Regions from separate parts of the Mus musculus genome. Here regions 2, 3, 4, 5 and 6 are each linked to region 1. A link is a loop called in an ENCODE intact Hi-C map of the cell type or tissue named here. Cell type or tissue: left cerebral cortex. All regions are shown on one strand. Region 1 holds the start of B9d1 (B9 protein domain 1). Region 2 holds the start of n-TWcca5 (a tRNA gene). Region 3 overlaps Slc5a10 (solute carrier family 5 (sodium/glucose cotransporter), member 10). Region 4 has its middle 22 kb from the start of Tnfrsf13b. Region 5 holds the start of Usp22 (ubiquitin specific peptidase 22). Region 6 has its middle 8.5 kb from the start of n-TWcca5.

Region 1 (5,000 bases):
TTCTCCAGCCCCAAAGGCAGCTTACAACATCCTATAATTACAGCTCTAGGGGATCTGACCTGTGGCCTCAATAGCCACTTGCATTCATACCCATACACAGATATATACACACACATAATTTAAAATGGAATTAATCTCTAATATATATTGAAAGCATTAGAAAAACCAAAAAATATTAACATGTCCGTGATACAAATGAAGAAACTTGGGCTCAAAGAAGTCGGGCTTTAATTTTATTTTTTCCATTTGTTTGGTATTATATATGTAGCCCAGCTTGACCTTGAATTCCTAGAGATGCTCCTGCCTCAGCCTTCTGTGCTGGATTACAGGCATATGCTATCCTGTTTGGCTTCCACTTTTTAAACTATTGTATAGTATCATAGTGGTCTGCACTGCAGCCGCTTCCTGTGGTAAAAAGACTCCTTAAAACCTTAAGAAGAGATCCTTCATTTTGTCCTGGCTCCTGGTTGTTTTCTGCTGCCTGAGAAGGGGCCATGTTTTGTTTTCAGGTGGGGGTATTGGCTGATGCTGTCCAAAGCCACTGGCAGGTGGTTCTCCAGAGCCTGCCTGGTTAGGCTGCTACTTGTCCCTCTCAGCTGCCACTAACAGACTCCAGGGGTACACCAGCGAACCCAGTAGTGACTGTATTCTATAAACTAGCTTTCCCCCAAAAACAAATGCAATGTTTAGGTCATCTCTGACCTTAGTGTCTACCTCTTGGTCTCGAATAGAAGGGTATGATTCAGGAATCACCAAAGCTCTAACCAGAGGAGGCCCATGAGTCCAACTTACCGCTGTTGGGGCCCAGTCCTGGCCATACACAAAGCAGTACTTGCAGTAGAGGTCATCATACTCTGGAAACTGAGAGAAAAAGTATACAGGATTCTGTCTAGAAAGGGCAAACTGGGCCCACACATTAGCTAGGCAGATGCAGTGGACAGGAATTAGGAACACGAGGCATCTGGGACTGAGGAGGTGGACATGGGTTTCAGGGCGGGCAGGGAATGGAAATCAGGAAGTCAGGCTTAGTCCCAGACTGCCAATACCCGTAGGTTATTTTGCTCAGGGTCTACTTTCTGTCTTGTCTTTCTCAGTCCACATGTGGTAGGCCCCTTGCCCATCTTTCAGAGTTCCCCTTCAGTCTCTAGCTGGCTTAAGGATCATTGCTTGGCTCCCTTCACTTCTCTGCATTTCTGCATGTGGGTACCTAATGTCTATCTGATAACCCTGTTAGACTGAAGAAGGAACAGGTTTCATGCCTCAGCGCATCTCCAGTGCTGGGCACAAATTAGCTCTACAGAAATGATGCTCACGTGAAACCCAGAAGCTACAGGGCCAAAGAACATGGCTAAAACTGAGGGTCCCGGAGAAAGGAAGGCCCAGGGCAGACGCCAAGGAAGGTGTCCAGAGTAAGCAGCCCAGACATCCTCTAATCGGATAGAGGAAAACAGGGAGGACGCAGTACCAATGAATGGGAAGGCAGGAACACCTACTGAGCTTCAGACTTGGCAGAACCTAAAGCATGTCAGCCAAACCTCAGAATATGTAGGAATAATGGGCATTTTCAACAAGCAGCCCAGAAGAATAATGTAGCAAAGTTCTGTCTCTTAGACGGACCGGGTCAAATCCCACCTTGGCCACTGCCTTCCGGTAAGTTCCCAGCTGTTAAATGGATCAGCTGAGTCTTCAGTCCCATTAGTCCTAGGCCACCACTCAACCAAGTAAACAGGATCCAAGTGGTACCAGCTGAACGCCTCGAGGTCTGTTTTCACTCAAGCTTGTCCGGTTCATCTACCTGGAGCCAAGGTTCTCAAATGCTGCTTCTCCTTTCCATTTATTTGAGATGCTCAGAGCATCTTGGCTTTCTAGGAGCTGAGCGAAGAGCCCGGGGAGAGAAACAGGCCGTCCCCGGGCGGAGTCCACGACTGCTTACCTGTGCGCTCTCTACCTGCCCGGTGATCATGAGCAGGAAGACGCTGGGACTTGCTGCAGCCATTGCACTGATGGGCCGGGAGACCGGCGCAGGCCGCGCGCTGTTGCCAGGAGGCTCTCGGTTGTCTTGGAAACAGACGGTAAGTCGTCTAGGACAAATTTCTCAAGCGGTGACGAGTTCGCTCAAAGGTAAGAGTGCGCAGGCGCAGTAGTCTTTATGGCTTTGGGCACTGTCCTCCGTGTCTGTCGCGCGGAACCTAACCCCCAGGGGCGGGTCCACGGACCCGCACTGTGTGACTTCACTCGTCTGGCCATGCTTGAAGCTCGCAGGCTGCAAAGCTGGATGTTGAGAAGAAGCAGCACCGGCACTCAGGCCCGCGGAAAGTCACGTGCTAGAGTTACCTCTCTCCAGGTGGTGTCGCTGTTGCCACACACAGCGACGGCAAAGACGCCATCGTTGGAAGGCTTGGTGCGCGGGAGTGGTCCAGCGGGCATCACCCAGCACATTGTCTCAGGTGAAGAATGCGCCCTTCAGCCCTATGAGGCTCTTGTCATCGAAACCCGGAGACTCCATTTGTCCAAGTCCCGCGTCCTGCATGAGAAGCTGGAGCCCACGGAACCAGTCACCCAATTTTGGAAAATCACTGGTAGCTCAGGGATGTCAGAGCTTGGTCCCAAGCCACCAGCATCCTTTTCGGTAGACACCATTGTTAGTGCTTGGATTCAACTGCACTTACTCTATCACTGTCCAATTCAAGGTGGCTTAATGCGAGCTTCTTGCCTTTAGATCCCCAGCTCGACTCTAGGGGCATTGAATGCCTGGTCCTCATTGCCCGGCCAGTGCAAAATATTTGGGAACTACTTCTTTAATAAATAAAATTGAACACATCTCAGTTTTCTGGAGGGCGTGACTGAAATCCAGACCTGGAAGGTAATTTAGCCATATTCGTTACAGGAATTTAGCTGCAGAATCAGACTTCACTTTCAGAGCTTATAAGGAAACATCAAAGAGCACATTAATGATGAGGGAGCCTGGAAACAAACGGATGCAGATGTGTATACTTTAGGGAGCTCAGCCTGCAGTAATGACACCAGGTCACGCTAACTGTTAGCTTGGAAGTCAGTTGGCGGGATTCCCAAAGCCACCTATGGGGAAGAGGAAAGGCATGTGGTCACAGCGTTCTAGGTGGGCCGAGGTGCAAGCATGTAAGAAATTCTTTTAGCTTAGAGCCAAGAGTCATACAAGCAGAGGCTCTAGGCCCCTCTCTCCTAGCCGGTGGCTGCCACTTGCTGTTCTTTACTGAAAGCGTTGGAAAGATACAGGCTACTGAAAGGAAGCCTTCTCAATCCCCAAATTACTCATTAGATAAGGCTTTTCTGTCCTAAACCAACAGGATGAGACATTTAGGAAGAGGTCTGTGCTGGCTAGTTTTTTTGTCAATTTGGCACAAGCCATAGTTATCTGAGAGGAGGGAACCAAGATTGAGAAAGCCTCCATGTGATTGGGCTTGTAAGCCTGTTGAACATTTTCTTAATTAGTGATTGGTGGAGAAGGGCCAGGCCCACTGTGGATGGTGCTACCCTAGGCTGGTGATCCTGAGTTCTATGAGAAAACAAACCTGGGGATGATTTCAGTCACTGGTACCTGTACTCTCTCAGGCCTTTTCTGTCCTGTAGGAGAATGTTCCCATCTAGTTACTAAAGGCATCCATAGCAGGAGATACCGTATGCTCCTGGTTTGGGCATATGAGTGAAGCCATAAGTCTTCATCAAGGAACCCTCATTTTATAAAATGTTTCATTCTCCTTATCACTGCAGAGGTAAGATAATGAAAAGCATCCCCAGGCTCTCACCCAGCAGCTGTAGAGTGCTCGAGGACCCTGGTAGATGTTCTGGTGAGTTTTATGTCAATTTGACAAAAGCTAGGGTCATCAGAGAGACAGGAGTCTCAGTTAAGAAAATGCCTCCTGGGGGCTGGTGAGATGGCTCAGTGGGTAAGAGCACCTGACTGCTCTTCCGAAGGTCTGAAGTTCAAATCCCAGCAACCACATGGTGGCTCACAACCACCCATAATGAGATCTGATGCCCTCTTCTGGTGTGTCTGAAGACAGCTACAGTGTACTTACATGTAATAAATAAATAAATAAATAAATAAAAGTGTGTGTGCACCACCAATATCTGGCTGATATTGTTTAAAAAAAAAAAAGAAAAAAGAAAATGCCTCCTTAAGATTGGGCTGTAGGTGAGCCTGTGGGGCATTTTCCTAATTACTGATTGATGTGGGAGGGCCCAGCCCACTGTGAGCTGAGTCCATTCCAAGGCTGATGATTCTAACTTCAGTAAAAAGCAGCAGATCCCTTCACCCCATGGCCTCTTCATCAGTTCCTGCCTCTATGTCCGGCCCTGTTAGAGATCCTATCCTGACTTCCTTTGTTGATGAACCATGATGGGAGTGTAAGCTGAATAAATCTTTCTTTCTCAACTTGCTTTGGTCATTGTGTTTCATCACAGCAATAGTAACTAAGACAAGTTGGTACCAGGAGAGTGGGGCATGGCTGACAGACCTGACCATGTTGTTTTCGGGAGGACTGTGGAGAGACTTTGGAGCTTTGGGTTTGAAGAGCCATTGAGCGTTGAGAGCTCAGTGAGCTGGTCTGTAGGAAGATAAGAACGTTGAGAGCAGTTCAGATGATGGAGGCCTGGCTTGTGACGTTCCAGAGGGAAGCAAAGACTCCACTGGGCCTTCTGTGTGCAGAATCTGTGGTGTCTGGTCAGCTGGGCTGAAGAATCGGCTGTGATTGACAAGAGACCAGACACGCTGAAGTGAAACCTTTGCTTGGCTGGGACAATGGATGCTGCTCAGCTGGAGATAAATTAGCCGTGACTAAGAAGAGACCAGCGTCACTGAGGTGGAATCTCCTGGGAAGTGTTTCCTGAGTCAGCACACAAGCTGTTCCAGAGGTGGCCCGGGTTGTACCTCATGTTATGTTAGCACCTGAACTTGGTAGTGTAAGAGTCACCCAAGTGGTGTTAGATTTGAAGGCCTAATGGAGTTGTGGAGAGCAGGT
Region 2 (5,000 bases), 95 kb after region 1:
AAAGGAGGGGAGGTTTCTTTGGGCTCATGGTTTCGGTTGTCATCAATTGGCCCTGTTGCTCTGGGCACATCATGGTGGGGACATGATGTTCCACCTGTTCACCTCCTGGTGACAAGGAAACAAAGGGACAGACAGTGGCCAGGGCTTTAATGTCTCTTTCTGTATCTGTCCGGCGACTACGGAGAACTGGGTATACCTGGAATAAGAGCTGAGGATGGAATTAGGATGTGCGGACGAGAGAAATAACAGCCGAGGCATAGTTCTCTGATCAAGGTTCAAATTTTAATATTCAGCTCTGAATATATATAGGAAAACCCAAGGACACATCCCCTTGTTTTGGCTGGGTTCTGTTGCTTGCTTCAGCCGGATTGAGCTGCAAAGTAAGCTCAGTGGGCGGCCAGCTCCTCAAGGCTCAGGCGGGAAGACAGAAAGGCTCCAGCCTTGGAGACTTGTTAGGCCAACTCAAGGCTGGGGGAAGGGCACACCTTTCATAGGCAGGTGCCAATGATCTAACTTCCTTCTGCTAGGTCCCATGGCCTAAAGATTACGTCATTTCTCAGTACTGCCACAGATTAGGGATTGCAACACATGGTCCTAAAAGAGATATGAACCTTCCAAAGCCACTTACTTAGATCTACACGGGGCTACACGGACCAACATCATCAGAAAAACAGAAGCCCAGACCACAGGATCTTGCAAAGCAGGGAGGACTGAGAGGAAAGACAGAACGATTAGTTTGTGCTGTTTGATTTTCCTCTTGTTATGGGTGGCGGATAAGGCTCGGTTGGGAGAGAGCTTGCCTAGCATGTGTAAACCCTGGCATTAACTCACGGTTGAGGTTGCCACTTCCCAAGGACCAGTGGGATGGGCAAACAAGCAAACAAAACAAAACAAAACAAAAAACACAGAGGGGAAAAACCTGAAAATGGACCACACAGTAGATGCTGAGGCCGTCCTAGGTGTGCTCCTCACATCTTCCTCCAGGGGAGAGCTTGCTGTGGGTACAAGTGCACAGGCTCCAGCTGTCAATCTACTACTCAACATCCAAGCAGTCATCGCATGGAGGAGCAGCTAAGCCATGCCCACTCCCGCCAGCTGGCGCACATCTGGCCAGGTGTGCCTCACAGCTGTCTGCTTCTCCACCCGTGCGGCTCCACACGCATCGGTCCTCCGAAACACTCAAAAGCCCAGGAGCTGCTGCTGGAAAAGTCCAGAGTGCAGTTAGCGGGGAGACCGGGTGTTGCTTAGTGGGTCAGGATGTGTGTGCCTGGTGCTTGCAGAGGCAAGAGGAGGAAGTTAATGCCTCAGAACTGGAGTTACAGCCAGTTGTGAGCTGCCATGTGGGGTGTGGGAAATTGAACCCTGGTCCTAACTCACAGAGCCAGAGATCTTCAGCCCTCTTACTGCTTCATTAGTACACATTCTCTAGAGGGAAAAAATAAAAACTGGGACAGAAACATCTAAAACATCTGTCAGCCTGATCCGGGCTGTTCATCTGCCTCTCTCCATTGGATTCTACTTCACTTGGGTTCCTCGAGGACCCAGGGCTGCTGGGTCCCCAGAGTACCACTCCCACAGATTTCCCCACGCCATCTTCATTCATGGCTTGCTCTCATCTCTATCCCTTCCCATGCACACAAGAGGGTGACAAGAACTCAGGTGCAGCTCCTGGCTCACCATCTCTGTGAGTGCTGTCACCTGCAGGCTCACAGTGCTCCCTCCCGTCTCCCCACTTTTCTGCCAACATATATGTTTACTTCTGGTGCATTGTATCCTCCCTAGCTGTTCTCCGTTTCTCCTTATTCATTTAGTGTAGACAATCCCATTCCAAGTGCATGGCGATAGTTTTCTAGGAAAGAAATTATTGCCTTGAGCATTAGAAACAAAGAAAGCAGCCTTTCTCACTGCACTTTTAACCTGAATGGAAATGTAAAACAAAAAACAAAAATGAAAACATAACAAAAAATCCATTCATTCATATAAGTGAGCCTCTTTTCTGAATCTAGTACATGAATTTTTGAGGTGTTGTAAAAATATATTTACTTATGAGAGAGAGAGAGAGAGACAGAGAGAGAGAGAGAGAGAGAGAGAGAGATATGGAGGGAGAGAGAGGAGTGCAAGGGGACAGGGACAGGGACAGGAGGGACACATCTTGAGTCTTTGTATTTGGACCAGGTGCATGCAGTACCCAAGTACACCAGAAGAGGGCGACAGATCCCCTGGAACTGGAATTTCAGGACCATGCTGGCCACTTTAAGGCAGGTGTTGGGAACTGAATCCAGGTTCTCTGGAAGAGCAGCACCTGCTCTTAGCACTGGCCCCAGGTTTTCTTGGTTGTTTACTATGAATTTTTTCAAGTGTCTTAGGCAAGAAACCCCCTTTTCACTAAGGTAAAAGAAATAACTTCAGAGATGCTCATGGTCGGGCTGTTACTAGGAGAGTGACAAGGTTGGCAATTGTTTTAAACTCCAGCCAGTGAAGGAGTGAGGGCAGAGGAGCTGGGGACTAAAGCCAGTGTCTGCGTGTGATCTCTGTGTCTACACTGAGGCTTGCCTGAGGATGTGTGGGTTAGAGAGACAGGAAGGACAGACAGTCTAACCTGATTGGTCTCTTTGAAGACTGACAGAGTGGATGAAAGGGACACCTCTCTCCACCCCAGAGACCCTGATTCTTATTTCTTTTCTTGCTGTCTCTTGGACGACATGCTATGGTACAGCTTCTAAAATTAAAGTTAGCCAGACATGGTGGCTCACATCTTCAATCTCTGCACTCAGGAGGCAGAGGCAGGTGGATTGCTATGAGTTTGAAGCCAGCCTGGTCTGTATAGTGAGTTCCAGGATAGCCAAGGCTATGTAGAACCTGCTGAAAGGAAGAAAGAAAGAAAGAAAGAAAGAAAGAAAGAAAGAAAGAAAGAAAGAAAGAAAGAAAGAAAGAGGAAGAGAGAAAGAGAGAGAGAAAAGAAAAAAGTTTGATTCTGAGAATCCAATAAATCCTAAAAAAAAAAAAAAGAAGTGACACTACTTTTGACTTTAATATAAATTTATAAATTTAAATTTAGTAATAGAGAGGTGTGGCCAAAGGAAGGAAGCTCAAGTGCTAATACCATCATGCAGCTGTATCTGGTTTGTAAAAGTCAGGAAAGATTGTGTAAAAGGCCTAATGCATATAATAATAATAATAATTTATTATTATTTATTTATTAAGTCCTGAAAAAGAAATCCCATAGCAACCCACAGAGGCCAGAAGAGGGCATCAGATTTCCTAGAACTGGAGTTACAGATGACTGTGAGCCACCCAAAGTCATTGTTAGTATTGTCCAGAATATTAACAATTTGCTTAGGAAGGAAATCATTACTAAAAAATCTATGTATCTGTATCTAATGTTAAATTTCGTAGTTTGATCACGTTTTAAAACCGTATGCCCCCAGAGAATGTTTTATGTAAACAACATTTTAAGGTTTTATGAAACATTTAGTAGATCCAAAGATATCATTTTAGTAGATTTTAAGATGGTAAGAGCATCTCAGTTTATGAGTATGTATTTATCAGGACTTTCAAAACATCCAAAACCATGTGCGTTAGCACATATGCACATGCGCATTTAAAAAGTACAATTGTTAACGCTGTTTAGGCATTTGCCCTTCATTTAGGATGCTTTCTGTGTGTGATCTGTGCACTGGTATACGTACGGGCCACAATCCGGACGAAGGAACAGCGCCGGGAGATAATAGCAATATTTCCCACATATTGTTCTTTCCTCTAAGAAATGTTTACTTATGTAGTTAGTAAAGCTGCCGGGCTTTTTCTTGTTTATCTAGCCGTTCGCTTGGGCGTCGCTCTCTCGAGTCCCCGCATTTCTTCCTAGCGGACTGGGAACCAGAGCTGGCGCCTGAGTGCCTGCCGGGTCCTGGTCATCCCGGACCCGCCGCCCTGGTCCCGGTGCTCCCCCGGTCGGTCGGTCTCCGTCATCCCGGACCCGCTGCCCTGGTCCCGGTGCTCCCCCGGTCGGTCGGTCTCCGTCATCCCGGACCCGCTGCCCTGGTCCCGGTGCTCCCCCGGTCGGTCGGTCTCCGTCATCCCAGACCAGCCGCCCTGGTCCTGGTGCCCGCCCGGTCTGTCCCCGTCCTCGCTAACCGTCCTGCCTGATCCCCCTCACTCCTGCCTGACCGCTCCAGGCCCTCCGTGGAGGCGGCCGCCATCTTACAGGGCGGGGCCCGCAGCCGTGCATGGCTGTCAATTGGGTCCCCGGTCCCACGGTCCCCGGGAAGCTCCCGGTTCACAAGCATCCCTCAGTTCCCCTCCGGCGTCCCCTCTCCCGTGAGTGTTCACCCAGCACTGTGTGCTCCGAGGGTCACCGCGAGAGACGGAGGAGGAAGAGCCAAATGTCTGTCGCCGAATGTCAGCTTGGCATCCTCCCGGACGCCGTTCCTGTCGGAGCTGCGGCATTCCGAACTCCTCTTCTGCTCAGACGAGCGACAGCGCTCTGTTCCGAACCTCAGAGCCCAGGAGCGAGCCGGTGAAGCGAGGCCTTTAGCGACACAGAGTCGCAAGCTTGCTGTGACCTCGTGGCGCAATGGTAGCGCGTCTGACTCCAGATCAGAAGGTTGCGTGTTCAAGTCACGTCGGGGTCAAGTTAGGTTTTTTTTCACCGTCAACCACGACAGAATAGAGTAAGTACCAAGTCATAAAGAAGAAATGAGATCAGTATCGGATCAAATCGCCTTTCTCACGCCATATAAGACAGCCCTCTTTTTTCCCTTTCTTGAGACTACGAATACCCGAATGCTCGCTCGAGAAAGCGATGACTTGTGATGACCTACAGGAGGTGCTAGCAGAATCAAGGGGAAGGTGCGCTGACTCAGCCTCTAACGCCCTGGTTCGACCCTCGGATTCCACCCATGTTCCCTCCAGTTACCCGGGCTTGTGTGAGCAATCAACACAGAGCTTTGTGCTTTAATATAGATCTCTCCTTGTTTGCCTTGAACTTACTTTTCTCAGCT
Region 3 (5,000 bases), 210 kb before region 1:
TCCAGTTCCAGAGGACCTGACACCATCTTCTGGGTTCTGATGGCCCCAGACAGGAACATGGTGCAAGACACACATACAGGCAAAAAACACCTACACACATAAAATAACAATAGCAATTCTAAAAAGCAAAGTGGAGACAGTCACACTGACGTTCCACTTCCCCAGTGTGAAAACAGCTTCTTCCATGACGCTCCAAAGTATCAGAAGGAAGAGGCTCTGCTGCCTGTGAAATAGGCCAGTTTCCATCTGAATGGTAGATACAGTTTCCCCTGCTTTGTCCCTTGCACCAAAAACGTAAAGGATCCCAAGGTTCCTGCTCCTGCCCTGCCTTGAAAGGACAGTCACCCTGGAGTTGACAACTTAGAGGTTTTGTTGCCTTTTTTGTTGCTGTTGTTGTTGTTGTTGTTGTTTGTTTTTGTTTTTAGCCATCTGTAAAACCAACCCCTCTTGCTTGACCAATAGGAATTCTGCCTTAGGAAAGCAATACAGCCCAACTCTGAAACAGGAAATAAACTGGAGGCAGGTTAACTGTATATTTTCCTGGCTGAATAATATTCCATTGTGTGGATATGCCTGTTTTGTTTCTTCATCAGTTGCTGGACTTTGAGTTGTTACTACTTTGGGCTATTTTGGAAAATGCTATTTGTGAATATTCTCTCTCTCTCTCTCTCTCTCTGTGTGTGTGTGTGTGTGTGTGTGTGTGTGTGTGTGTGTGTGTGTGTTCATGTTTTCTCTTTGCGGGTCACATGCATTGCAATGCTCAGAGTACACAGGGACTGTCAGGCATTTGCCAGAGGCAGAAGCATCTTCCATTCAATGCACTTCCTGCCTTTTTCTTTTTCTGCAGTCGGCTTGTCGAGCCAACAAGAACACAGTGAGCGGCTACTTCCTGGCGGGCCGGGACATGGCTTGGTGGCCGGTGAGTTCACCCACCTTCTAGCCTCTCCTTTGTCCACAGGCTGACTTCATCAGGATCTGTATCCCTGAGGACTCTTTATGTCCCCCCAAGGTCTCTTTATGTGCTTCAATCAAGGTCCCTGTCTAATACCACCAGCCCAATGGGATAAGCCTGGGCTGGAAGAGACCCCCAAGTTGCCTGTGTAGGGACAAACTGCTATAAGTTCTGTAAAGGGCTTTGGAGTCTGAAAAACTCTGGGGTTTTTTGTTTGTTTGTTTTTTGTTTGTTTGTGCGTTTTTGGTTTTTATTTTGGCCTTGTGGCTTACCTATGGGTACCCCAACTTGTACACCTGAGCCTGGGATCCTTATATGTGAACAGGGTATGTTCTCCTTTTAGACCTGCCAGGTTGGAGGAGGTGTTTCTGGTCTAGGTGGAGCTGATGTAATGGGCTCACAGTGATCACTTTTTCTTCCCCCCTGCAGATCGGAGCCTCACTCTTTGCAAGCAGCGAGGGCTCTGGCCTCTTCGTAGGATTGGCCGGCTCGGGTGCTGCCGGAGGCCTGGCTGTGGCTGGCTTTGAGTGGAATGTGAGCCTTGGAGAATGGGCACAGCCCGTGGGAGGGCTGAGGTAGAGGGTGAAGCCACACTCACTGGTCCCTGGATGAGGGGGCTCCCAGCAGTGTGTATCAGTCAGGGCCTGCCAGACTGTGGCACGCAGTATGCCACAGACAGCTGGTCTGTAGATACAGAAGGCTGGGCAGCCCGGCAGTCCAGAGACATCCGTAAGAAGCTCCTAGCTTCTCACAGCAAAGCAGGAGGGGCGTGTGTGTGTGGGGGGGGGGTAGCCTCAGCACTACTCCTCTCTGCCACATCTGGCTGTGTGCCAGGGCAGGGCTATTGAGTGCTGAGCCCACAACCCTCCCATGCCTCTGTCCTCACAGGCCACATATGTGCTTTTGGCTCTGGCATGGGTGTTTGTACCCATCTACATATCTTCAGAGGTGAGTCTCTTCCTGGGGCCATGGCAGAGGCTTGACCCTCACCAAGTCCGGAGGGACAGGACCTCTGGATGGGGCTGGCCCTCCCGATACTCACCTTGTTCCTCTTCTCTTTTGCCTCCCCAGATCGTCACCTTGCCTGAATACATTCAGAAGCGCTTTGGTGGCCAGCGCATCCGCACGTACTTATCTGTCCTGTCCCTGATGCTGTCTGTCTTCACCAAGATATCGGTGAGTTGCCCCCCAGCCTGCGCCTGCGTGGAAACTGTCGGGAGCTGCGGGAGCACAGCATGGGAGGGGCCTTAGAGACTAGCTCATCTGGCAACTTGTGAGTGCACCAGCTAGAGAAACCAGGGAGAGATAGTAACCTGGGCAGAATCTCCTGATGCTGATGCAGGGAAGGTAGGGGGAGGAGATCTGAGCTATTCAAAGTGAGCCACATCTTACCACTAGAGGGAGCCAAAGGCCTCATGATGCCTGCCAGTCCTGCGCTCTAAGTCTAACTGGGCCTTCTACCTGCCTACAGCTTTCTCTTAGGACCTGACCCTGAAGTGTCAGAAGCAGGAAGCTCACTTCCAATCTTAAAGTAGGAGCTCAGGGCCTGTCTGGTCCAAGCACCTGGTTTTACAGATAGGGAACCTGGGGCTGTGGGGGAAGGTCAGTGGGCTTTGGGGGAGGCCCCATAGTTGTAGCAGGCCCAGTAGGGGATGCCTAACCTCCATCAGCAGCAGGCTCCTGAGAGGAGCTGGAGCCTGAGTCAGACACACACTGAGGGAGGCTGCCCAGCCTGGTCCTCTGCTTCCTGTGGAGGTCAGGACCTGGGGAGGTGGACGCTGCCTGTTTCCTACAGCATCAGCAACAGCATACCACAGCCTTTCCTAGATGTTCCCAGAGAGCATGATAGTTTCCCTTCTGTAGGGATTCCTCTCTAGTCTGGAGGGGCCTGGACTTGAGTTGACTGTCCCTCTCCTGTTCATCCTTTTACCCACACCCCCTTCCCACCAATCCTACCTCCCGGAAGCCAGGCAGAGTGGAAAACGCCTGCTTCTGGCCTGTCTAGGACCCATTCTCCAGTGGGAGGTGGATGGATACACAACACAGGCGAGCCAGGTCTTGAATGAGGAAGAGATGGGACTGGGCTTCAGTAGAGAAAAGGATGTGATGGTCAGGGGAGTGCCAAGGAGAGAGAGTGGGCCTCATAAGAGGTGTCTGGGGACCATTGCTAAGGACATTTTCAGGACGGTAATCTCTGAGGTCAGCCACAAGAAGTGGTGGGGACTGGGGCACACTTGTAAACATGTTCTGCCATTCACAAAATCAGCCACATCTGCCTCTGGGACAGAGAAACTGCTCTGCAGGGCAGTGGTGGGACAGGAGACTGCAGCCTTAGGCTATGAGAGGTCAGAGAGCCCCAGAACTGTCGGGTTATCAGCTGGGGGTAGCCAGGGCCAACTTTGCAGAATCTCTCAGCTGAGCTGGGGATGAAGGAACAAGGACATGGGCCGAGTGGGTGGTTCCTTTCCCATCTACGACCTTACACTGGGAGGCTTCAAGTGGGCCACTGGGCAGGACTTCAGAGGGCAGAGGGACGCTCAGTGCATAGGAGGGGCCTTGAGGCAGCTCATCTGCCAACTGCTGAGTCCTTCACCAAGGTTATGGTGGCCAGGCCAAGGTCAGCTAAGATCTCTGTCAGAACCACAATAACCAGGATGTGGCTTCAGACTCTGCCTTATGGGTGACTCCGAGTTAGCAGCTGTAAATGGGGAGCAGTCAGTCAAGGTCCTGCCTCAGCACCAGGCGGCTGCCTGCTGAGACTGAGGGGAAGCGGGAGGAGGCACACTAATTGCTGCGCTTGGTTTGGGAGAGGCTGGGCCCGCCCTGGGTCTTGGCTTCGGAGTGGAGCTATTTGAAGTGCGTGGGCCACACTAGGCCCAGACACAGAGCCCAGGAACGCCCTGCCTGTCTGTACAGCCTGTCCAGGCAGAGGTCACAGGGCCCTCCTGCTGCTGTTATTCAAACTGGAGCACCAGCATGCAGATTTACACGGCAGGTGTGGAAAATCACAGTCCCAGCTCAAAGCCAAGAGTCTGAATGCGGCTCCATCACCGTGGGGCTCTGGGCCAGTCATTTAACCTCTGGAAAGTAGGGAAGTGAGGCATGACACTACCTGCCCCTTAGTATAGGCGAGCTGCAGCCCACAAGGTGATCCATCACACTGCTCCTGCTACCTCACTGGCCTCATCTCTCCCTCTCCCCTAGAGTTGCACACTGCACATCAGCCAACTTGGCCTCCATGCACTTCCATAAACACCAGCATCTCAGGACTCTGCATTTGGCTCCTTCAGTCGCTCTTCTCTGGGGATGCATGCTCTACCTCCGCCTCTCTGGATTCTCAAATCTCTCCTGCTGCCCCTTTCTCCACAGGTCTTACTTACTTATTTACCCCCTTACTTTCTCTCCCTCTTCCTTCTTTCCATTGACATTTCCTGGGACTATGAAAGTTGGCTTAGAAAGTCATAGGTGAGTTTAGTGACTCATCTCTACAATCCCAGCATCTGAGAGACTGAGGCAGGAGGATTGCTATGAGTTCAAGGCCAGCCTGGGTTACAGACTAAGACCCTATCTCAATAAGTCAAGCAGAAAGGATACACTGTCTGCCCATCCTATTTATATTCTCTCTGTTTATATTCCCAGTGCTACTGTGCACCTATCCTGCCCTTAAGATGGAAGGAGATAACAGCCAGGCATGGGCTCCCACCTTCAAGCCCTCCTTTGTTTTCCCCTGTGGAGGTCTAGAGAGTAAATTACTTCAGCACTGAGTACCACAGCCTCTGTCCTGACTCAGTCCTGCCAACCACAGCCAGTAGTGCCATGGGATGGGGTGGGATGGGATGGGATGGGATGGGATGGGATGGGATGGGATGGGATGGGATGGCCTACAGGCTTCATCTCCATTCTCTAATCTAGGGAAACATGCCACTTGCCGTGTGCCTACCATGTGCTTGGGTGTGGGTGACCAGGCCAGCCCTGAATGCACTTTCCAGACAGACCCTGCACACAGACAGGATCCCAGTGAGGAAGCAAGCATAGAGGGAGCAATAGA
Region 4 (5,000 bases), 400 kb after region 1:
ACTGTATAAATTTATTCCCAGTCCCTTTTAAGGAGGGATTCTCTAAGAATTTATCCCCAAGTCTGGAAGTAGCAGCATAAGCCTTTAATCCCAGCACTTGGGAGGCAGAGAGAGGTGGATCTCTGTGAGTTTGAGTCCAGCCTGGTCTATGAGTTCCAGGACAGCCAAGACTACATGGAGAAACCTTGTCTCAGAAAAACCAACCAACCAACCAAAAGCAAGAAAATGTCCCCTATATCTCTGTCTTCCCTTGCATTAATTTTTAATGAATCTTTTCAATATATATGTATTCTGGTCTGGAAAATACTTCTACTCTCAAGCCTTTACTCACCCCATTGCTCCTGCCACACCTTGATGCCCCATAGAGAACTCTCTCCTTGACTCCCTTGGCCTCTTTATCCTGGAGATTGGTTGTTGATCCAGCCATGGGCATGAAGGCTTCATGTTAGGGTTGTGCTCCAGTGAGACCAAAACCTATGAGCTAAGGTGTGCCTTGCTGGAGGCCTTACTGAAGGCTCATTTGCAACTGAAAGACACTGGCTGAGGCTAGTCTGTGGCAGATTCAGAGGAGGAGAACGGCCATAGGTCCACAGGAGTCACCTCACCATCCTAGGAGCACCCCCACATGGGATATGACTGACAGTAGTGCCTTGTTCAGGTTGGATCCATGCATGTTGTAAGGATGTCTTCTGTCTTCGCTCTCAACCACCTTGCTGGTCCCAGTATTGGCTGCCACCCTGGAGCAGGTCAGATTGGCGCATGCACCTAGCTGTATTTAATGACTGAGTGATTCCTAGCTAGTTTGGGTTTGAGAAGTTTCTCCTTTAAGTTTAAGTCTACCCCAGCTGACAAAGATTTTGGCTGTGCAGTAAAACAATGAATGGTCAGGGTAACCTGGCCTTCCTGACTCCCACGGTCTCCATGTGTAGACTTGCACATGATTTCAATCTGGCCTGTCTAACACAAAGGGGAAAGGGATGCTCAGCTTAGAGCACACCTCAGTTGTGTCAGTATGGTGAGACTTACTGACTGGCCCTGTCAATCAGCGAGGTCACCTGCTTTCAGAAGCACCTAAATGATGGAATTCTGACCTCTATGACTGGTCCTGGCACATAATCTCAAAAACTGGTCTAAATTTGATCCCTAGACTTACAAAGCGCGTGCACACACACACACACACACACAGAGCGACCATTTTGTTTTACTTCCTAATAGATCAAGAATTCTGGCAACCTCAGACACATTGAGCTGTGATCATCCTGTAATTAAACCTTTATGTGGGTAACTTAGGAAGGACTCTGGGTTGCCTTCGTAGTCTATATACTTCATGGCTCCTCCTACCCCCCCCCCCCCAGCTTTCCACTGTGATTGGACACCATATGCGGCTCATATGACACCCTTGGTGACCTTTCCTTTCTGTGCACCCAGCCTTTACTCAAACACTGGCTTCTCTGCCTCCAGGTAGCTCTGCTCTCGCCTCCCTCTTGGCTTCTCCTGCCCCAGCCCCTTACTGCTCTCTACATGCAGGGTTCTCTCTCGGAGCTGCATTATCCCCACATACTCACTCAGGAACTTCACATAGGGAACCTGGAATAATGACTATGCCCTCTCCCGCAGAGAACACCCTTTGCCTCCATGGGTGGCTAATGGGTGGCACCACCAAATGCATGTCCCTTTCCCATGTCTGACCTGTCTCAAGTACAACCCAGAGGAGGGTTGTTTATTCAGTATTTTCCACCACCTTCATTAAGGACCCGTTGAGGCTTTTGACCTAACATGGAAAAGTAGATATATAATCCTAACTGCCTGCTGCACACGTGACAGGTCTCAATCTGGTCTTTAGCACACAGCTGGGCTGATAAAGTTAATATTCATAAGTTAGCCGCCAGGCCGGGCTCCATTGGGATGCTAATACAGAGCCTGTATGATCATAGCAGGAGACAATGAGGTGAGGTTCCATCAAGACCGTTCAAGGGAACGAAAGAAGGCTGCAGACAAATCCACTAACTATGACTGGTGATGGGCGATAACACGGAGTCTCTGAGAACCCTGCCTTCTTGGATAGCTAAAAGCCTGAGCAAGTATCCAAAGGAGACCCTGGGCGTCGGGAAGGCCAAGCCATTTTGACTGTATTACAGACTGCCCTTCCTGGCACTGACACTAAGCAAAAGCTTTGAGACTAGACCGAAGTCTCCAGAATCCCTTGCCAACTTTACTGCACAAACTCTTCATGGTCTTCAGAAAATGAGAGACAAAAGTGTCCAGTTGGAAAAAAGCTGAAAAACCGAAGCAAGGATTGTAGGTCGGCACACTGGTATTAACAACCGACCAGTCCCTGACTGGCCCAGGCAATCCTCTAGCGCCACCTAGTGGCACTCTGGTTCAGTCCCGATGTAGAAGAGAGTTCCACGGAAGCTGTCTGCACGCAGTGAAGGAAAACGAGGAACGTGGCCCAGTACGAAATCCCAAAGTTTCTCGCAAGATTATGAGATTGGCTTTTTGTTTGTTTGGGTAGTTTTGAAAGGGGGATATCGTGGCACAACTGCATGTTCTCACGTGTGAACACTGTAGATAGCAATTTCTTGTAATGTCAAAGGTTAGACATGATTAGAGGAAACAAACCCAGCCCCCGGTAGAAGGGCTTTGCTGCCATTGTGACCCAGGGCATGTCAGCCATGTGTGCTCGAAACTACCCTGGAGCAAATTTCCAGTCAGCAAAATGGGTTCCCAGAAGGGAGAAAATGTCCTTCTCTTGTTCCTGTGGGAAGGCCAACTTTTGGCTCAACACCTCATTGTTAGAATAGACCTTGAACAAAGTCTGCCAGACCATGCCCAAGTCCTTATGCTGAAACTCCGGCTACTCCCCGCTGTGAATGTGAAGCCTGGATTGCACTGGAGGCCCCAAGATGTTGGAGGTGCCAAAGCTGAAGGCTGCTAAGAAAAACTGCATATACGAAGTAGAAGTATGTTCTAGACAGTACAGTTGGGTGGAGAGAGCCGTCTAAGCCCTTCTACACTGAGTGTGGGGCCATAGGATTTGGTGTTTGCCCTGCTGGCATCTGGTCTTGCTCTAGTCCAGTATTCCCTCACTGTGGCCCCATTTCTCCCTCTTAGAATGGCATTCTAAGTTGGAAGTATGTAATTTGCTTTCTGATTTTGCAGAGGGTTACAAATAATTTAGAGACTGCCTGGCATCTCAGAATAAGCTTTGGACTTTTAAACAGTGTTAAGACTGTGAAAGACTGTAAAGTTTAGATAAATAAATTTTGTATTACAATATGTTCATGACCCCATGAGAGCCAAAGAATGGAATGTGATGGTTTGAGTAAGAATGCTCCCCACAGCTTTTTGGATGGGAATAGCGCGAGGACAGATGTAATTACTAGTGTCTCCCGGTTTCAATGGTCGATCCGTCAGGATTCGCCACAGGAGGATTTAGATTTAATAAGGCTTACAGACTAGGATTTTAGTTGCTGCACAGCGATTGAGTTACCATTGTTTTGGGGGGGGTGGAGGGTAGGAGAATGTTCCCCCCTACACAGGCTTTTGCATTTGAATATTTCCTTTGTAGTTGGTGACACCGTTAGGAAATGTGGCCTCTTGGGGGACATACGCCACTGGAGCTGTACTTTGCTAGTTGCTCTCTGCTTTGTGTCAAGCTGTGAGGTCACAGCTTGCTGTTCCAGCCACTGTGTCTGCCTGCTGACATGCCTCCACACAGTGATGGGGATGGACAGACGCTTATCCCTCCAGAAGTGTGGGCCCACATTAATCCTTTGAAAAGTTGCTTTGGATGCAGTGTTTTATCACAGCAACAGGAAAGTAACTAAAATAGGGCACGGAGGTCCTTGTATTCAACTTTAAGCTCAGCCCTTGGGAAGCAGAGGCGGGGCAGGGGCAGGGGCAGGGGCAGTGGCAGGTGTGGGAAGCCACATGTGCCGTTGCAGAGTGACGCTGGCTACTGCTGGCCACCACGCATAAGTTTGGGCAAACAACCAATGTGTACATATGCAGTAAAGTTTTTTGCCAAGATACTGCCTGGCCCGGGCATGATAATGAGGTTCTGTGAGGTACTGAGAGAATAACCAATCAGATGTGAGACATGCAAATGAGGTATGTTAATGAGGTTCTGTGAGGTACCGAGAGAGAATAACCAATCAGATGAGGAACATGCAAATAAGGTAGAATGCATAACCAATCCGGGTGTAAGACACGCCTCTGCAATCAAGCTCTCCCAATAAACATGTGCAGAAGGCTCCTGTTGCAGCATTGAGTCAGACGCAAGAGGCAGAGGCAGGGGCAGGGGCAGGGGCAGGGGCAGGGGCAGGAACAGGGGCAGAGCAGAGGCAGGTGGATCTCTGAGAGTTCAAACCCAGCCTGGATTACTTAGTAAGTTCCAGTTTAACCAGAAGTACACAGTGAGACACTGTCTGAGAGAGAGATGGGGGTGGGGGGAGGAAGAGGAAGGGGAGGAGGAAAAAGAACAGGAAGAAGGGAAAGAAAGAGGAGAGGAGAGGAGAGGAGAGGAGAGGATTTATTTGGCTAACAGGTTACAGTACAGTATAAAGAAAAGTTTCAAGGCAGGAGCTTAAAACAGAAGCCAGTGGGGAATGCTGCTCACTGGCTTATTTCCAGGCTCACATTCCTCTGCCTTTTTTACACAGCCCAGGCCCACCTGCCCAAGTATGGCACCACCCACAGAGTGCTGGGCCTTCCTAGTCAATTAGCAATTAAAAAAAATGCCTCTCAGATATTGCCATAGGCCAGTGTAGTCTAGTAAGTTTCTCAGTTGAGGTTCCTACTTCCCAGGTGTCTCTTTGTATCTGATTGACAGCTGAAGCCATGACCGTGGGTTACCCAAAACTAAGGATGTATGAAAAATGTCTTATAAAAACCCTCTGGTTAGCAAGCTCATTTCAAAATATAACTTTGAAAAACTTTGACGGGAATTACCCTTTGAGGCAGACAGTGCTACTCCCAGAAGATGTGGTTTATCAACC
Region 5 (5,000 bases), 330 kb after region 1:
TTTGGTCCCTAGGCCCTCACACACTGGGCATAGTTATGTGTACCTATAATCTCAGCACTCAGCAGGTGGATACAGAAGTTGGGTCATCCTTAGCTACAGAGTGAGTTTGAGGTCAATCTGGGCAAGATGAGACCCTGTCTAAGCTGTACCCACCCCCAAACACACACACACACACACATACCTAACAAACAAAAAAAGGTAAACTAAACAAGTAACTGTCCCCTGACAGATATAGTGATACATTCTTTCAAGTGAATCAGGTAGTGGGGGTGGGGTGGGAAAGTGACTGCCATTGTCAACAGGGTGACAATGGAACACTTTCACTGTACAGGGAGTTTCTGGTGAAGCCTGGCAGGTGAGGGAGTATGAGATTTGGGGTGTGGTGGAAAGCACTTTAGGAAGGGGCTCTGGATGTCTGCTAATTTGTCCTAGACCCAGGTCCCCCTCATCCCACCAGACAGGGTTTCTCTATGTAGCTCTCACTCTCCTAGAACTTGCTCTGTAGACCAAGGCTGGCCTCAACTCAGAGGTCCACCTGCCTCTGTCTCCTGAGTTCTAGGATCAAAGGCATGCACTGCTCAACACGGAGTCTTTGTTCTAGTTTTCCGTCCATTAAACTCCACAACTTCCGGATCATGGAAGTCTTGGCAGCAGTTGCTGTTTTGTTTTGTCCCACCTGTGTTGGATTGCAGTAAAATAGCCAGCAGTGGGATAAGAATACCTGAACAGCATCACATGTAAGCCAAGGGCTTCCCAAGACAATGACTGTACTTGAAAGGTTTTGTGTGTGTGTGTGAGTGAGTATGTTCCCTCACAATATGCCCTGAGTGACTCATTCACACACAGAAGTCCTTTAGTAAGCCAAAACCCTCATGCTCAAGTCCTAACTATAAAATGATGTAATATTTGCCTCTAACCTATATGGTCTGTATGCATCTTACCAGCTTCCCCACCCCACCCCTTCCTCTTTTTACTATGAGTCTCACTATTTGCTCTGGCTGACCACAAACTCCGGGCTCAAATGATCCTCCTGCCTCAACCTGAGTAGCTCCCAAAATATTCATATACACAGACACACCAACCCCCACCCACCCCCTTCTCTATGCTGTAACTCCTCTCTGGGTGATACTCAAATGCCAACTAAGATAGCATGCTAAGCCATATCTAAGCCTGAATACGACCATCACTGCTCTAAGACCAAGCTGGTACTCATTGGACAAGCCACAACTGCAATTGCTCCTCGGAACCATGACATCAAAATGCCTGTCGGCAATTTTTCTCGGCTGTCTTGTCTGCTAGCTGCTGTTACTGCAGTACACCGATGAACTCTCTACTTCTTCTGCCTTTTCTGTCTTGGAGAATTATTTCACTGCTCCACATCATGGGTACCTGTCTGCCTGAGTTTGACACCTAGCTGTTATCCTGTTTAAGGTATAACAGGAGAGAGGTGTCTATTTACTCGGTATATACAATTTGTAGGGCAGAAGATCAATATTTTCTCTTCTGAGTTGGTTTGCTGCACATCTGTGTAACCCTCAGATAGGAGAGCTAAATGCATCATAGCTCTATACTGTTCCTACTTAATAATAGAGTGTAATGTGGCTAGTACAAATTGAATTGCTATACCAAACCTGTATAACACGATATTTCAAAGCCAATGTAAAAATTTGACTTGATATTCTGTCTTTATTTGACTGCTTGTTAAAATTAATTTTATCTTTCTTGGTGCAAAATATTGTACAAAATGTAGCCACTAAAAAAATTCGTATACCAGTTGGCATTCTAGTTCAATAGGATAACGCTGAATAATATCCTAGGGAAGGGAAGATCTGTATTCTTGCCACGCCCAATCTCCAGCTGTGGCATTGCGGTACCCAACACAGTCGCCAAGATGGCAGTCTCTGCAGAAACGCCCACACTAGGAACTCCAAGGACCAACAAACAGAACCTAGAAACCCTCCTTTCAGAGAACTCGCAGACGCAGGCCCTACCCTGCCCCACCCCTCCGTCGCCCCGCCTCTTTGCGGCAGAGCTCAGGCCGGTGCAAACCGGTTCAGTGGCCTGACTGACACTCAGTTTTACCCAATCCTCAGCACGCCCCGCCTTCCAAGGAGAGACTCGAAACGTCAAATCGCTGGCGTCTCCGGAGGCGGTTCGAAAGCCTATAATAGGCGCAGACCGTGTCTTAGACCGGCAAACCACCAATGGTGTGACGCGAGGGCGGGACCCTGTTGACCCAACCCGAGGCCTTCGGCTTTTCTCTGGAGCCAGCGGGCGAGAGGAGGGCTGATAGGCGGGGTCTAGAGCAGCGGAGCCTGCGCACTAAGGCCGCCGGCCTGGGTGACGTTATCCTTTCCCGCGGACAGCTCCGCCCTGTCCCGCCCAGCCTCGCCCCGCCCTCCTCGAAGTCAGAGGGTGCTGCGCGTGCGGTGGGTGCTGCTGTAGCCTGCCTGAGTTCTCAACGCGGTCTTTGTCCCCCAGCTTTGTTCTCGCCGCCCTGGCGTCGTCCTCGCCCCCGTCGCCGCCTGCCCCGCGCGCCCGGGCCTTGCCCGCCATGGTGGCCAGGCCGGAGCCTGAGGTCGAGGCCATGGACGCTGAGCTGGCGGTACCGCCGCCTGGCTGCTCGCACCTGGGCAGCTTCAAGGTGGACAACTGGAAGCAAAACCTGCGGGCCATCTACCAGTGCTTCGTGTGGAGCGGAACTGCCGAGGCTCGCAAGCGCAAGGTGAGCCCAAGGCTTGCGCCGCTCTGCGGGCTGGGAAGCGGGGAGTGTAGGTGGGAGAGGGAGAGGGGAAGCCTGGTAGTCGTGGGGAGGGAGCCTGGCCTTGCGGGGAGGGCGTGAGGGGAAGCCTTGCCGTGAGGGGGTGGGGCCGAGGAATGGGCAAGGCGAAGCCTCGCGGTGCAGGGAAGGGGCTAGAGGAAGCATCCCGGTGCAGGAAGGGGGACTAAGGAGAACCTCGCAACGTGGGGAGGGGGCTAGAGGAAGCGTCGTGGTGCAGGGAGGGGGCTAGAGGAAGCATCACGGTGCTGGGAGGGGTCCAGGGACCACCTAGTGGACGCTGTTGGGAGTGTGGCGGTGGAACCCACGATGGGAGGGGGAGGGGTATCTGAGTAGGAGGAGGAAGATCTGTCTGGACATTCCATTGAGGAGTATTTGTCTGTAAAGGTAGTGGTGGGGGCCTGGGGTCTGCAGGGTAGTTCCGTGGATAACAGCTCGTTCCCGGGGCTGAGACCCTTCGCGGACACCTGAGGCTGGCAGGGCCTCCGCGCACTCGAGTTGAGAAGCGAGATTTTTAGGACGTAGGAGGTGATTGACAACCGCAGCCTTCGAGAGTGGCTATTTTGTTGTTTTGGGTCCTGTAAATCTCAGCAACTATGATGATTTTATTAGTGATTTGGAGATGGGAAAACATTATTTTCTAATTTAAAAAAAACTTCATAATTACAATTTGATTTTGAAGGTGAAAAGTGGAATAGAAAATTTTGATTGTTTCTATCTTGAGTAGCATTTTATAACGGGAGAACTGACAAATCTGCTGGGTGTTTCATGTTAAGCATCAAACTCTCCCTCTTTAGTTTCTCGAGGCAGGACTTCTCTCTATAGCCCTTGGCGTTCTTTTCTTTTTTCTTTTTTCTTTTCTTTTTGGTTTTTCGAGACAGGGTTTCTCTGTGTAGCCCTGGCTGGCTTCGAACTCAGAAATCCGCCTACCTCTGCCTCCCGAGTGCTGGGATTAAAGGCGTGCGCCACCACGCCCGGCTGCCTTTGGCAGTTCTTAAACTCGATTTGTAGATAGCTGGCCTCTAACTCACACAGATCCACAGGCCTCTGCTTCCAGAACGATGGGATTAAAGGTGAATGCAAACCACACCCCCCCCCACTCCCACCCCGGCCTAAATTCCCCCTTTTTAAATCAATCGTGGCCATAATATAAGTCTTTGAGGGCGTTAAAGGCTTATGTTCTGTAAGAGTCTTTTAGGATTGGAGCAAGAGTTTTGGTAATAGAAGCATATGATAAAAAAATTACTAGAGTTGTCTTACTTTGTATTTTGAGACAGGAGCCTTTCTCTGTGGTCCAGACTTAACCACCCAGTCTTCCTGTCTCAGCCTCGTGAGAACTAGGATCACAGCAGTAAACGGTCACTGATCCATTCTGTTGCTTCTTGGATTGAGATGTGCTATAAAGTCATTTTTACATTGGGATTAAATGGAGGAATCTTCCCCTTTCTCTTTCCTTGTTTTGCTTTCTTCATCTCCCCAGACTCTTAGTTTTGTATAGCACTACACAAGGAAATGAAAAGTTTCCTTTTTAATTAGGGCTGCTCAGCTCAATGTTTAAATCTCCACCGTGCTACAAGTTCTTTGTTAAGTGATCTTCACAGCCAAGAGTTGGGACACCAGGACAACACTCAGAAATTGTGTTGTTTTGGTGGACTAAATTAGGAAATGAAGGCAGATAGCTATGCTCTGAAGGTGCCCAAACTTAAGGTTGTGAACAGAACTTCACTCCTGAAGTTCTCTCCGACTTAGAATGTTTTCATTTTACAAGTCAGTGAGTCATAAAAAAAAAAGAAAAAAAAAGTTTGGCCTTGCATGGTGGTGAAAGAAGAAGAAGAAGAAAAAGAAAAAAACAAAGAATACAAATGACCAGTAAATATCTGGAAAGGTATTCCTCTTCAACCACCAGAGCAAGGCTGGTTAAAACTGTGCTGAAATTCCATCTTACCCCAGGCAAACTAGGTACCCTGAAGAGAAAGGAGAGCAAATGCATGGAGAAGCCTTATGCACAATTGCAGTGGGGATGCAGACTGCTGCAGCCTTCTGTGAACCAGTGGAGAGTTCTCAAAGACCTGGTCACTGAGCCACCACACTCTGAGGTATAGACCCAGAGGTCTCTAAACAAGCACAGCGATGCAGAAAGGGGGACATCTGGGGAGAGGGAGGGGAAGGAGAGGGTAGTATTGGAGGTGAGTTGAACAAGGTACAGTGATAATGTAATAAA
Region 6 (5,000 bases), 88 kb after region 1:
CCCTCATGAGTGCAAGTTTCCCTTGCCCAGTTGTCTTCTATCATTTAGAACAGACAGATCATATGCAGTCCCTGCTCCAGTTGGTACAAGCCTGGGGTGTCCTAGTTTGCTTTCTCTTGCTGTGATAAAGACCAGGACCAAACGCAAAGGAGTGGGGAAAAGCATTTATATCTGGCTCACTCATCCTGATCACTGAGGGAAGCCAGGGCAGGAACTCAAGCAGGGCAGCAACCTGGAGGTGGGAACCAAAGCAGAGACCATGGACGGACCATGATCACTGGCTTGTTTTCAGGCTCACAGTCAGCTGACTTAATACAGACCAGGTTTAACTGCCCAGGCATGGCGCCTGCCACAGTGGGCTGGATGCTCTTACATCAATCATCAACCAAGAAAATGTCCTAAAGACTTGTCTAGAAGCCAGTCTGATGGAGGCAGTTCCTTAGTTGAGATTCTCTCTTCCCAGATACAACTAGGTTTGTGTCAAGTTGAACACACAACAAGCAAACCAACAAATAAACAAAAACAAGCAAACAGTAGGAACCTAACCAGCACAAGAGGCAGTTCCCTTTTGGGTGCTCACCAGAAAGTGGCTGTGAACACCTTTGTATATGTCATTAATGGAGGTAAAACATCAGTGCAGCGTGTGGAGACCCAGAACTTGCCATTGTCCCTCTAGTTCTCGAAGGCCAGAAGCAGAGCCTGTGCAGGGTCACATGACCAGGGGAGGCAGTTAGGAAAGACATCTGTTGCTTCTGCTGTCCTCACTCAGCTGGCTGAGGGCTCTTTTGCTCGACCCACCATATAAAGCCCAGGCGGTGAGGACAAAGTCCTCAAGTGCTAACCAGTCTGTCCTCAGGATGTCCAAACAGCTGGCAGTGTGCATGTGAAGCAGAAGAGCATGGCGCCCTCTAGTGTTACAGTCTGGTTAGGGCCTCGGGTACCTGAAAAGATCCCCCTTGACAGTAGCCAGAATTAACAGTTCTCATCCTGAGGTCTGAGACCCTTGCTCCTTTGTTCTTTGGAACACTTCTGCTAAGTAGGGCCTGCAGTTTCTGTTTTCTGGGTCTTTAAACCCGTTTATTGTTTTCATTTTATTTTATTTTATCTGTGTGGTTGGGACTTACATAACCCAGGTTGGCCTTGAACTTGCTATATAGCTGAGGTTGACCTGGAACTCCTGAGCTTTCTATCCCCACCTCCCAATTTCCAGGATTACAGACTTAGCTACCACACTAGGCTCCTTTATCCGCCTCTGTCTGGATCCACCCTCTCTAGCCTCTCCTTTCTCTTGCCCTGGCTTCTTCCTGGTTCCGAAACTTCTCTTCCAGCTTGGCTTGATGACCGCTCAGTTGCCGGCACCCACCTCGACTGTTTCCGTTGCTCTCTGCTGTCATTTTTTTTTTTTTTTGCCTCTTTGTGTTACAATCTCAACTTTCACAACAGAAGACAAGTGAAGACCATTGGAGAGAAGCCTTTGCTGGCTCTTTAGGGAAGCTGGGTGTCTCCCAGCAACTCACTGGATGAGGTTGCTTATATAGCCCAAGAAATGAGAAGGGCTAGGATGCTAGCATGGACTCTGGAATGTGTCCCGGGTACTTGTGACACCGAGGGAGTCTGGAGGCCAGCATGGGCTTTGATGAGCTGATAGGTGCCATTGATGTCCCTTCTTCCAGAGCAAAGGGAACTGATTGCTTTTGGTGGAGGGAAGGTGTTCCCCAAGTTCCTGAGGAATGCTGGCTTCTATCTAGCCTCTAGATATCCTCCTATAGCCCAGGTTGAGCTCATTGTGGATATTTGGACTGCCTTTTGGAATTAGGGGAGCTGGAATATTCTTTGAACCTGACATTGTTACACTTCAGTCTTAGCCTTCAGACCAGCTCAGTCTATGAGCAGAAGGGAGAGGCAACAAGCTCAAATTTCAGACTGTGCAAGCAACACACCCCTGTAGGCATATATTTTTCTTAACCTACTTTAATAAGAGTTCAACCTCTCCTCTGGCCCACCACCCACCAGAGGTAGTGGAAAAGAAAGGTTATTAGGGTGTTCGCAGCCTTCGTCCCGCAGCCGCCGCTCTTCAACGCCAGCGCCGCCTCTCTCTTGCCGAGCTCCAGCCGAAGGAGAAGGAGGGGGTAAGTAAGGAGGTGTCCATACCATGGCTCGTACAAAGCAGACTGCCCACAAATCCACCGGAAACAACTGTAAAGCACCCAGGAAACAACTGGCTACAAAAGCTGCTTGCAAGAGTGCGCCCTCTACTGGAGGGGTGAAGAAACCTCATCGTTACAGGCCTGGTTCTGTGGCACACCCTGAAATCAGATGCTATCAGAAGTCCCTTGAACTTCTGATCCGCAAGCTCCCCTTTCAGTGTCTGGTGCGAGAAATTGCTCAGGACTTCAAAACAGATCTGCGCTTTCAGAGTTCAGCTATTGGTGCTTTGCAGGAGGCAAGTGAGACCTATCTGGTTGGCCTTTTTGAAGATACCAATCTGTGTGCTATCCATGCCAAACGTGTAACAATTATGCCAAAAGATATCCAGCTAGCTAGCATACGTGGAGAATGTGCTTAAGAGTCCACTATGAGGGGAAATATTTCATTCTTAAAAAATTTTTTTCCCTCTTCTTCCTGTTATCAGTAGTTCTGAATGTTAGATATTTTTTCCATGGGGTCAAAGGTACCTAAGTATATGATTGCGAGTGGAAACATAGGGGACAGAATCAGGTATTGGCAGTTTCTTCATGTTCATTTGTGTGTGAATTTTTAATATAAGTGCAAGATGTAAAGCATTAATGCAAGCAAAATGTTTCAGTGAACACATTTCAACAGTTCAACTTTGTAGCAATTATAAATAAACCTGTTAAAATTTTCTGGACAATGCCAGCATTTGGATTTTTAAAAAAATAAGTAAATTTCTTATTGATGGCAACTAAATGGTGTTTGTAGCATTTTTATCACACAGTAGATTCCATCCATTCACTATACTTTTCTAACTTAGTTGCCCTACATACAAGTACATGTTTTTAATGTTGTCTGTCTTCTGTGCTGTTCCTTAAGTTTGCTATTAAAATACATTAAACAAACAAACAAACAAACAAACAAACAGAAAGGCTATTAGGATATGGGGAAGTGGACCTGTTTAGAAATAGTTCTCTGAGGCGATTCCAACCTTAGTTGTTCTCAGTGCAGTCTACTAGTAAACACCAAATATAAGCCAGCAGCTGCAGTTCAGGCCACTGGGCAGACACCACACAGGAACCAACAGCTGAAGTTCAGGCCACCAGGCAAATACCACACAGGAACCACCAGCTGCAGTTCAGGCCACTGGGCAGACACCACACAGGAACCAACAGCTGCAGTTCAGGCCACTGGGCAGACATCACACAGGAACCAGCAGCTGCAGTTCAGGCCACTGGGCAGATACCACACAGGAACCAGCAAGGGCAACTCAATCCAGAAGAAACTGCAAGGCTCTCCAACTGGCTGACTCCACTGAAGTGGCAAGAAGCCACAGGAACCTCACAAGAAGTTCTTTGACCAGTTTCTCTCTGTGAAGTCACCACAAGCAAAGCTCAACAATGCAATGTAAGGTGAACCAATACACACGTGTTGTCAGCGAGATCTTGCGAGACGGAACAAAGCAAACCAATGCTCAAGCTTTCATTGTCTGTGGGTCATATTTATATTCTTTCTGAACAACGTAGGTCCTTCCACATGTTTGCTATAACAACATCCTTTTACCTGTGTCTGCTTCAGTGAAATATTCTTTTATATATCTGCTTTAGGAAAACATCCCTTCACCTGTGTTTGTCCCAGCAAAACATCATTTGACATACCTGACTTTCCAAAGAAACCAGAAGTTTCCATTTCACATCCCTCCCCACGTTTTAAGCTCCCATATGTATGTACTCAAAGGGGCTAACACTCTCTGAAGTTCTGGGGATTGTCAACCCGAAGGTCACCGTCTCTGCCCAGTTAGTGACAGTGGCAAGGGAGCGTCTATCCTTTCTGTCCCTCAGTCACTGATGTCTCAGTGTCTGCTATACCTGGGCTCCTGAATCAGTAAATTTGGTTTGTATTTACCACCCCACTCCTCCTAACTCCTTTCATAACAAGCCCACCCATCTCAACTTTCTACTCTCTCTTGTTTTTTAAAAACATAATTCATAGAGTCCCATTTGTGCCTACCCCTTATGCTTTTGTGTGGCGCCATCCAATGGCTGACCAGGAACTGCATCCTTAAAGAAACTGACTTTCTTTCCCCCAGAAACCACCAGCTACCAACAGCACCTGAGCTAAAGGTGAGGCTCATGAGACATCTCTCTCCATGCTAGGATGCAGCCTGGCTTGATCTTGTGCAACCACAGCTGCTAGGCTCATGGGTGCTGCGGTTCTGTCATGCCCAGACGACACCATTTCCTTCTGGTCCTCCCCACGCTCTGGCTCTTTGTATCTGCCTCCTCTCCCATGGTGGTCCCTGAGTCTCGGAGGGAGTGTGATTCAGATGATCCATTTGTGGCTGAGCACTCCTCAGACTCTTATTCTCTGTGAGTTTTTTGCGTTAACTGCCATCCACTACAAGAGTTTCTCTGATGAGGTCTGAGAGCTGCCCTGTGGGTACAGAGATGCGAATTTAGAGGGAAGTTGGATACTATGTTCATTTAGCAAGATCATAGTGGGTTCAGCACTATGGATTTCAGAGTTCAAGGCCAGTCTGGTCTGTAGAACAACCAGGACAACCAGGGCTACACAGAGAAACCCTGTCTCAAAAAACCAAACTAAACCAAACCAAACCAAGGAACTCCATAAAAATTCATGAGTCGGGCCTGGCATGCCAGCACCTCTGAGTGCCATTCCCAACACTGCATAAAGATCGAGCCTGGTCCACAACGGTGCAAGCCTGGATTTCCAGCATTAGGGAAGTTGAAGGAGGAGGATATGGAGTTCAAGGTTAACCTCAGCTACATGCTGAGTTAGGCTAGCCTGCTGCTTCCCCAAATGGGGGG

What was found. A loop is a pair of places that touch in the nucleus more often than their neighbours do. Peaks named below come from ENCODE experiments on the same cell type or tissue, not always from the same donor. Only the 100,000 strongest peaks of a DNase experiment are listed, where the experiment ranks them.
Region 2: it touches region 1 in a loop (6-fold over the local background); 35 of 42 quality-filtered maps call a loop at or near these places.
Region 3: a loop joins it to region 1, with 7 times the contacts of the local background. A loop is called at or near these places in 19 of 42 quality-filtered maps.
Region 4: it touches region 1 in a loop (3-fold over the local background); 5 of 42 quality-filtered maps call a loop at or near these places.
Region 5: a loop joins it to region 1, with 2.7 times the contacts of the local background. A loop is called at or near these places in 6 of 42 quality-filtered maps.
Region 6: it touches region 1 in a loop (8-fold over the local background); 35 of 42 quality-filtered maps call a loop at or near these places.

What each region holds. Positions count from the first base shown.
Region 1 is chr11:61,502,205-61,507,204 of GRCm38, reverse strand. It overlaps B9d1 (B9 protein domain 1), which reads right to left and starts at 2,061. Exons shown (of 7, transcript NM_013717.3): 1 at 1,934-2,061; 2 at 793-861. The coding sequence starts at 1,996. It overlaps B9d1os (a long non-coding RNA gene), which reads left to right and starts at 2,119. Exons shown (of 1, transcript XR_141098.4): 1 at 2,119-2,820. In left cerebral cortex, CTCF peaks have their summits at 2,321 and 4,074; DNase peaks (open chromatin) are centred at 1,334, 2,164 and 2,857; H3K4me3 peaks cover 1,867 bases; H3K27ac peaks cover 1,799 bases.
Region 2 is chr11:61,407,547-61,412,546 of GRCm38, reverse strand. n-TWcca5 (a tRNA gene) reads left to right here and starts at 4,560; the gene lies at 4,560-4,631. In left cerebral cortex, CTCF peaks have their summits at 2,194 (motif pointing right), 3,248 (motif pointing right) and 4,810; DNase peaks (open chromatin) are centred at 2,209, 3,786, 4,252 and 4,551; H3K4me3 peaks cover 1,898 bases; H3K27ac peaks cover 1,633 bases.
Region 3 is chr11:61,712,164-61,717,163 of GRCm38, reverse strand. Slc5a10 (solute carrier family 5 (sodium/glucose cotransporter), member 10) reads left to right here. Exons shown (of 15, transcript NM_001382268.1): 2 at 848-919; 3 at 1,382-1,486; 4 at 1,841-1,900; 5 at 2,024-2,128. Among named protein-coding and RNA genes, the nearest start is that of Slc5a10, 5.3 kb to the left of the region's middle. In left cerebral cortex, a CTCF peak has its summit at 2,348 (motif pointing right); DNase peaks (open chromatin) are centred at 2,091 and 2,359.
Region 4 is chr11:61,101,860-61,106,859 of GRCm38, reverse strand. No RefSeq gene overlaps it. Among named protein-coding and RNA genes, the nearest start is that of Tnfrsf13b, 22 kb to the left of the region's middle. In left cerebral cortex, a CTCF peak has its summit at 2,366 (motif pointing left); a DNase peak (open chromatin) is centred at 2,366.
Region 5 is chr11:61,172,440-61,177,439 of GRCm38, reverse strand. Usp22 (ubiquitin specific peptidase 22) reads left to right here and starts at 2,381. Exons shown (of 13, transcript NM_001004143.4): 1 at 2,381-2,725. The coding sequence starts at 2,555. In left cerebral cortex, CTCF peaks have their summits at 1,880 and 3,059; DNase peaks (open chromatin) are centred at 2,184, 3,095 and 3,729; H3K4me3 peaks cover 2,688 bases; H3K27ac peaks cover 1,837 bases.
Region 6 is chr11:61,413,968-61,418,967 of GRCm38, reverse strand. It overlaps the pseudogene Gm12271. Among named protein-coding and RNA genes, the nearest start is that of n-TWcca5, 8.5 kb to the right of the region's middle. In left cerebral cortex, CTCF peaks have their summits at 916 (motif pointing left), 2,249 (motif pointing left) and 4,213; DNase peaks (open chromatin) are centred at 903 and 2,280.